Regions from separate parts of the Homo sapiens genome. Here region 2 is linked to region 1. Evidence: read pairs that join two places in POLR2A ChIA-PET (ENCODE). Cell type or tissue: HepG2. All regions are shown on one strand. Each heading gives the region's core, and the rest is flanking DNA. Links, peaks and the distances in the headings are about the cores only. Region 1 overlaps SMAD2 (SMAD family member 2). Region 2 overlaps SMAD2 (SMAD family member 2).

Region 1 (4,400 bases), core at 325-4,324:
GGCTGGCTTAAAAAATGTCAAGATAACAGGAAAGGAGCTTCTGTCAACCAAAGTAGATGAGTTAGTTCCTAGGCACCATTAAGAAAATCACTGAGGAGAAAGGGTATCTGCCTGAACGGGTTTTTAATGCAGGCGCAAGTGCTGTATTCTAGGGGAAAAAACTGCCACAAAGGACATTTATTAGCAAAAAGAGAAACAAGCACCAGATCTGAGGTAGGAAAGGACAGGCTAACTCTACTGTTTTGTGCAAATATGTCCAGGTTTATGATCAGCACTGCCCTTCTCTATAAAGCTGCTGACCTCCAATCCTTGAAGGGAAAAGATAAACACCGGCTGCCACAACAAAAAGGCCAGGGCAACCAGAACGCTTTTCTCTGGATTCGTTCCATCAATGCTTTGTCCCTGAAGTCAAGTACCCTGCCAGTAAAAGACTGCCTTTTAAAGTTCTTTTGACATTGGACAATGTCGCTGGTAACCCACAATCCCATGATTCCAACACCAAATATGTCAAAGTGATCTACTTGTCCCTGAACACATTAATAACATCTCTAAATCAGGGAGTCATAAGGACCTTTAAGGCTCATTACACACAGTACTCCATGGAAAAGACCGTCAATGTTACAAAAAAGAACTCTGATAGAGTGTCATCAAAGTATGGAAGGATTACGCCATGGAAGATGCCATTGCTGTTATAGAAAAAACCATGAAAGCCATCAAGTCCAAAATGATACATTCCTACTAGAGAAAACAGTATCCAGATGTGCCCGACTTCACAGCATTTACACCAGAGCCTATCGAGGAAATCATAAGAGATTGTGGATATGGAAAAAAAAAAAAAAAAGTGGGGAGTGAAGGGCTTCAAGAGATGGATCTTTTTAGAGAAATTCAAGGGCTAACAGACTCCACACATCAGAGGAATTAACAGAAGACGACGTAACAGAGATCAGTGCTTCTAAACTAGCTCCAGATGATGAGGAAGAAGATGCAGAAGAAGCAGTGCCAGAAAACAAATTGACATAGGACAATCTAGCTATATATAATATAGGGTTCTAATTATTGAAGGCTGCTTTTGACTTCTTTTATAACACAGATCCTTCCATTACATGGGCACTGAAACTAAAGCAAAAGGTGTAAGGAGGACTGGTACCACACAGAAACATTTTTGGAGAAATGAAAATGCAAAAAGTCAGGCAAAAATTGCTTATTTTCATAAAGTTACACTGAATGTGCCTGACTCCCAGTCTGCCTCTTCTACCTGTGAGACAGCATGACCAACCACTCCTCAGCCTACTCAGAGTGAAGACAATGAGGATGAAGACCTTCATGATGATCCACTTCCACTTAGTGAATAGTATATGTATTTTCTCTTCCTTATGATTTTCTTAGTAGGTTTCTTTTCTCTAGCTTAAAGAATACAGTTTATCATGCATGTGACATGCAAAATATGGGTTAATCAACTGTTTATGTATTGGTAAGGCTTCCAGTCAACAGTAGGTCGTAAGTTTTAGGAGAGTCAAAAGTTATACACAGATTCTTCACTGTGCAGGACAGCACCCCAACCACCCCATTGTTCAAGGGTCAACTGTATATTTACTAAAAAAGAAACATTAAATAAAAGCTCAAAAAAGGACTTTAAATTATCAAAAGAATGTTCTCAAAAAAGGTCCTCAAACTGAGGATATTCAGCCCTTGGTATAATTTGCTAGAAAATAATGGCCATAACTGCCAGGCGTGGTGGCTCACGCCTGTAATCCCAGCACTTTGAGAGGCAGAGGCGGTTGGATCACGAGGTCAGGCATTCGAGAACTAGCCTGACCAACATGGTGAAACCCCATGTCTACTAAAAATACAAAAATTAGCTGGGCGTGGTGGCGAGTGCCTGTAGTCCCAACTACTCGTGAGGCTGAGGCAGGAGAATCGCTTGAACCTGGGAGGCAGAGGTTGCAGTGAGCCAAAACCACGCCACTGCACTCTAGTCTGGGCAACAGAGCGAGACTCCATCTGGAAAAAAAAAAAAAAAGAAAATAATGGCCATAACCTAATATAATCATACTCACGCCCCTCGAAACAGAAAAAAAATCAATGCATCCTCAAGCTCAATTCAGGAGACTGGCCCCAAGGCCTCCCTCCAGGAAGAGGCAACACAGCATGCCAAATTTCATAAATTTCATAAATTTGGCCATGTCAACCCTTTTTAGGGATGTATGGAATGCCACATAACAATACTGCATTGGCAACCTTGGGAGTCCAACTAGGGTTCAAACACTAAAAATTTGAAAGGAGTCAATAATAGGATTATGTAACTTTCTTTAGCAATATAGTAGAAATGGTGGGAAAGTGAGGTTTGCATAGAATTAGGGAACTGTAATGCAAATAAAAGAGCAACAGTGAACTTAACAGCCCGGTTAAACTGTCTATAGTGGTAGACCTATAATACGACACATAAATAAGCACTGTAGTATGTAACTTGATAAAATAAAGCAAATACACAAAACTCCATCAAACGCATGTAATCATCTACCAACTAATAACCTGGGACTATCAGGCAGCAAAAAGTGTACTTGGCTACCTTTGGCCCCTGTTGGATTCCTACTCTGTGCCACAAAGTATGCTCTAGAGGAGCCAACTACAGACACCGTAGTATCATGTGACACAGTCTTATCCTAGCACAGAGAACAGGATTCAACCTTTGGAAGGGAAAGGTGACACTAAAGTTGACACCAGAGCACAAGTATTGAGAGAGATAGTACAGCAGGCAGAAAGTTCAGCATGTTTTCTAAAGACAGGAAACGTTTTAGGAGAGACGAAAAATTTAGGTTATCACTAAAATACGGTGCACAGGAAGCACTGTGGCAGAAGATGAGGGGAAAATAAGGCCAGTGCAGATTAAAGAGCTGAAGACAGAAATTACTGCTAATGATAGGAGTATTACTTCATTTATTCCAGTGACAATTTGCATTTTGAATGACCTACTGGACGTGCAGTTTAGGGAAAAGGATTGAAACACAACTAATGTGACCGACTACCTAATGTAACTGAGTGGCATGTAATGGTACATTCATCACTATTAGGAATGAGGAAAGAGAAGCAACCCTGAAGGCTAAAGGGTCAGTTTTATACATGCCTTTATGTAAGTAACTATGTTCATCACATGGCCAGGAGGCAGCATAAAATATAGTAGACTCAGGGGAGCTAGCAGTCAGTGTACAAGTAAGAGTGTGTGCCAGAGCTAGGCAGAGACAACTGGTGTCTTGAAGAAAAGCAGAGCAGCCAATCTCTAGGCTTGGTTTCTGAGGACTGTCCAGGCCTGTTCCAGCTCCACAATTATATCCTCAGAACAAAACCTCTTTTTGAGTTAGCATGAGTAATCTCTCTGTTCCTTGTGAAAAACTGATAGAAAAAGCAAAATAAAAGAATCTCCCTACAAGTATCTGTATCTTTGGTTCAATTATTCCATTCATAAGAATTTAGCCTAAAAAAAGAATAAAAAATGAAACTTCTGTATAAACAGCAAAAAAAAAAAAAAAAAAAAAAGGGATTTCCAGCATTAGGAGGAATGAGAGTAAACAGTTTCTGTAACACTTTTTTTTTTTGAGGAGTTTCACTCTTGTTGCCCAGGTTGGAGTGCAATGGCGTGACCTCAGCTCACTGCAACCTCCACCTCCCAGGTTCAAGCAGTTCTCCTGCCTCAGCCTCCGGAGTAGCTGGGATTACAGGCACGCGTCAACACGCTCGGCTAATTTTTTGTGTTTTTAGTAGAGATGGGGTTTCACCATATTGGCCAGGCTGGTCTCAAACTCCTGACCTCAGATGATCCATCCGCCTCGGCCTCCCAAAGCACAGGGATTACAGGCATGAGCCACAGCGCCCAGCCTGTTACACTTTCGTTAGGAGAAATGTTTCTTATGAGTTAAGCTGTATTCCTGGGGATCTAAAAGTTTTCTATAAAACCTTTACAATATTGTTTCTTCACTGAAATGAAACTAACTTAAGTTTAGGCCTATTCTGGGTCATCTGAATGGCCACATGACCTGGTATTGCCACATGATTTCAGTGTCCCATGTCTTACAAGAGGAGTTAAAACCATTTTGGAACTAAGTGAACACTTAAAGTTGCCAGCCTTACCTTTGCATGTCTCAGTAACCATGGTTGGCTGACATCTGTCTAATATCTCCGGAGAATTTTTAAATTATGTAATAAAATAACATTTGTTGTAAGTAATGCTGATAATACATCTTCAATTAGTTAAGCTTTTATTTTAAAAACTGAAGCATTTTTAGCCAATATTTTTGAAGTGTAAATAGACTGAATGTAGGCTGACAAGGAACAGATAACAATGTGTTCCAGGTTAAAAACAAATGAAATACAAAAAAGAAAACTAGATTTATAATCAAGTTGCT
Region 2 (4,400 bases), core at 78-4,077, 75 kb before region 1:
GCACTTTAGGGCAGCTGGTCACCCTGAGAACACTACCCACTCGTTCCTTAATATCACTAGAGAAAAGGTAAGAACTTTCAAGGGCATAACCTTTAAGGGCATCAGTCCCCAAAATATTTTTACATCACTAGCTAATGGCTAGTTCCTCTAAGCTTGCTAAAAGGCTAGGAAGTCCAGAAATACCTTAAACGTGTTAACTTTAAGAAGAGTTGGTAGTAATCAAGCAAATTAGTGAGCAGTGTATAAAAGCTCACTCTTGAAATCTGTTTTCAGACAAATCTTCTAAAGGTTCTTCTAGCTTTGTCCAGTTATATGGTATTTTACTGTATTCTCTTTTTGCAATTAATCCAGTTTTGTATGTCTTTTCTTTCTTTTTTAGGTGAAAATATTCTATGCCAACTGTTTTCCACAGTCCTGCATTATATATTAAAACAAAGGCTGCCAGCTGGAGACACAGCCCTCCGATTACAAAGGCCCAGAATGTTACTTTTAACTGTGCTCCACCAGGAGGTCTGGCCTTGGGAAAAGATGGCGAAAGGAATATTCTCAGATATGAACATTTTTTATTCTGCCTACAATGCTGTGATCTAGTTCAACAACTGCAGAACTGTTCTCATCTTAATCGCTGTAGTTTTTCTTTCTTTACTCTTTTGTATAAAAGGTTAGTGTCACAGCTTCACTATCACTAATAAAAAGATACAAATATGCCTTTCAAGTCAGGGTTGGAAAAGCAAAACTGAGGTGTGAGGTTACACTGGTCTAAGAAAGTACCAATTTGGGTTCTATATTTTGTCAAACAGTTGGGTTTTTAAAAAAATTCAAAACTCATGCATGTTACCTACTTGTCATGTGTGAATTATTTCTCACAATTTTAATTAATCTGTGTGTATATTAGTTATATAAAGCAATGGATTTCCACATTCTTAAAGCAGGAACCTATATTCACCAGAAAAGGATCCTCCTGTTTCTCATCAAATTTTTTTTCAGCTCGAACAATCCAAGATTGGGAATAGTAAGAGTGGCAAACAAATGTTTTCTTAGGGACTTACTGAGAAAAGAAAAAACTTACTGGGAGAACAGAGACTTAGTAAAATTTCTATTGCTACAGACAAATGCTAAAAACCAGCTTTATAATAACAGCATTATAAAGGATAGAACTTAATATAGAACCAGAAATATGGCAAGTTACCTAGTGATTAACATTGTAAAATAGTCAAAAACTTTAAAGCCACAGAGAAAGGAAAACAATTATGAAATGGAAAATATATAATATTTAAGTACTTTTATAATTCTAAAACTTCACTTTTGTCCTTAAATCAATATATTACGGATTTCATTGTTCAATAAATTACCATCTTTAATTAAAAATAAGTAAATCAAAGAGCATATTTGGAGAAACTAAGAGCTGTTAACTGTTTGGAGGGTAAAAGAATACTTTTCTCGAAATTTTTTTGAAGAAAAATCTAAAAGCCCTCTATGTTGAGTTAATACACCTTCTGACCCCCATCATCAGTGGCATTATTCTTCCAAGGGACTCTTATATCTAAGCAATGGTGAAGTTCTGGATTCATTATGGATCTCATGGCACCAAACCAACTGGCACTGAAGTTAAGTTAATATACTCCAGCGAGATCACCTGTGGGTCAAGGATGGCCCAGAGAATCTTGGAAAATCCATTTATATTGAGCAAAGATCTGAATCACCTTCAATCAGGCTGTAAGATACTAGAAAATTTGACCTTGTAGTAGTATTTCCCAGGGTAACTTAAGCAGCAACCTTGCACCAGAAGAAGAATTAAAGAGGGAGCAATCTAGTATTATCAACAACAACAAAGTTAACCCTAAGTTAGTACATCCCAGAATCTGCTGGATGTATAATAATTTAGTAACGGGGTATATGGCAGAGCTTTCTTTGATGTTAACAAATTTTGGCTGTGATTCTTAGTTACCAAGTTGCCAAAAAATGGTATATTAAATGAACTGCCAAATGGCAGATTAAGAAAATTAATGTACTCCAATGGTCTGTCCATGAAAGGAAAATGTACACAGACAAATTAAGAACATTTTACCAGGATCTGAGATTTAAACAATGGAACAATTGTTTTAACTGTTAGAATGACCCCAACTGTTAAGTTTGTCTATGAGTGTATATGTATATATAAATTCATACACATATATTATTTATTTCCTTCTTAAAAAGACTGAGGCAGTTCTGCTATATATAGTTAGCTACAATATTCAAGATAAAACAGTTCCTACTCAAAAAATTACATGAACACACGAGATAAGTTCTTATCGTAAATGCTATCATGAGGCTATCTAGTATAGCTCATATTTCCTGGTTGTAAGGCTCAAAACACAGGAATTCCACTCCAAGAGATAATTTGCCCCTCAATCCCTACAAAGTGTAGTCTAAACAAACAAAATGGTAATAAAAAATTGAAAAGGAAGATATAAAAAGAACTCAATAGCAGGATTCTGACTACCTCTGGAGACCACACACTATCATTATTCTGACTGTCTTAAATACAACAATCCAATATGCCCCAAGATGGAAATCTGGTATCGTAGGGAAAACATTGGCTGCAACTGTCAGAAAAGTTCATAATCTTAAACATAATTTATGCCATTTGCCAGTCACAAAGACATTTACTGAACAGAATTTTTGAGCCATTTGTAAAATTAAAATGATTGATCAATTTGAATAGCAACCTTCATGATGAAGAAATTAGGACTCTAGGTATGAAAAGCATGTTCCTTTTTTGTTAATAAGTTCAAAGGAGAGAAACATTCTGATATATGCAGATAAAAATATGGCTAGGCTGGGCGCGGTGGCTCATGCCTGTAATCCCAGCACTTTGGGAAGCCGAGGTGGACAGATCACGAGGTCAGGAGATCGAGACCATCCTGGCCAACACGGTGAAACCCCGTCTCTACTAAAAATACAAAAAATTAGCCGAGTGTGGTGGTGGGCGCCTGTAGTCCCAGCTACTTGGGAGGCTGAGGCAGAAGCATGGCGTGAACCCGGGAGGCGGAGCTTGCAGTGAACCAAGATCGCACCACTGCACTCCAGGTTGGGCAACAGAGCGAGACTCCCTCTCAAAAAAAAAAAAAAAAAACAAAAAACAAGGCTAACAAGAAAGAGGATAACCAGCAAGTACCACCTGGATGTGTGTTGTCAGGTAGAAAGGAAGAATAAAATTCAGGCAATGAATATAATAGATTTAGCAAAGTAAAGCATATGAAAGGAAGAAATGTTTGATATGTCTAAGTATCAATGCCTTCGATCAGAGTAAGAAAAAAGTATTCATTGTTCATGTCCACAGACTAGATATCTAAAGAGATACTTGGTGGGCAGGGGCTTGGGAGGGAAGGCGCAAATTGGAATGTTCAGCTTTTAAAGTAAAGACTGTACATGAAGACATATTTTATGTACAGTGAAGATTGTCTTGTGTTACTTTATATCCCAACATAAACCTACGCCACCCTCAGACGAAGAGGGTATCTAACACTGAATAAATGCTGAACCTATTTAGTAGTTAAAGAAAAAAGAGAAGGATCTTAAAGGTATATATGGGAAGCTTTTAAGAGGTAGAGAAACCAACTGGGTATATATTTTCTTTTATTTGATTTCAACTAGCAAGAGACTAAGACTGATGTTTGTTTGTTTGTTTTACCTTCAAAGTCTTAGTCTTAAATTGACAAGGGCACAAAAAAAGTGAAATTAAAATAATTTTAACAAAAGGGAAAGCATTTGACAGTGTTTAAAAGACAGACAAATCAAGCAAAACTCAATGTGGCTTAAGGTAAAAAATACAACTAGGTATTAAACAATTTGTAAAAACTTACAAAGAAAATTTAGCTTTCAAGAAAAATTAGGCAGATTTCCTTCTGCCAAAGTGACAGGTCCTGAGGAAAAAAAACACAACCTCTACAAGACCAAGCACAGCTCAAGGGTCAGGGCCCCGTCCTAGTCATCTTTTTATTATTCAATATCCATCACAGTGGCTGGGCAAACAACAGGCATCAATAAATGTTTACTAACTGAATGTGTATTATAAGGTATAATCGGTATAACTGATATAGCTCAAATCTAATCATGAAAGCTTCTTTAAAGTAGGATAAAAAGAGCACAATCAGCGGTATTCCAGAAGGTAGGCCTAAATCCAGTTATATTTTTCTAATCGTTGACCAGTGGTTATAAAGACTTTCTGAGCTTCTTTTTAAAGCAATGAAACTCTTTCCAAAAGAAACCCCATGCAGTTCTTCAGTACAGAATAAATATGCCACTAAGTCAGTGAGAACTCCAACAGCCTCCCCTAAGCCAGCCCCCAAGGTGTCTCTGTGGAACCTACTGGAAAAAATATTACTCATCTTAGAAATGTGATAGAAAGCATGGCC

The links. Peaks named below come from ENCODE experiments on the same cell type or tissue, not always from the same donor. Only the 100,000 strongest peaks of a DNase experiment are listed, where the experiment ranks them.
Region 2: POLR2A ChIA-PET joins it to region 1 with 5 read pairs; 7 of 35 experiments call an interaction of 5 or more read pairs at or near these places.

What each region holds. Positions count from the first base shown.
Region 1 is chr18:47,909,347-47,913,746 of GRCh38, forward strand. All of the region lies in intron 1 of SMAD2 (SMAD family member 2), which reads right to left. Among named protein-coding and RNA genes, the nearest start is that of SMAD2, 19 kb to the right of the region's middle. In HepG2, for the core only: no CTCF peak of the experiment used is centred there; a DNase peak (open chromatin) is centred at 2,675.
Region 2 is chr18:47,834,462-47,838,861 of GRCh38, forward strand. It overlaps SMAD2 (SMAD family member 2), which reads right to left. Exons shown (of 11, transcript NM_005901.6): 11 at 1-4,400. Among named protein-coding and RNA genes, the nearest start is that of SMAD2, 94 kb to the right of the region's middle. In HepG2, for the core only: no CTCF peak of the experiment used is centred there; no DNase peak of the experiment used is centred there.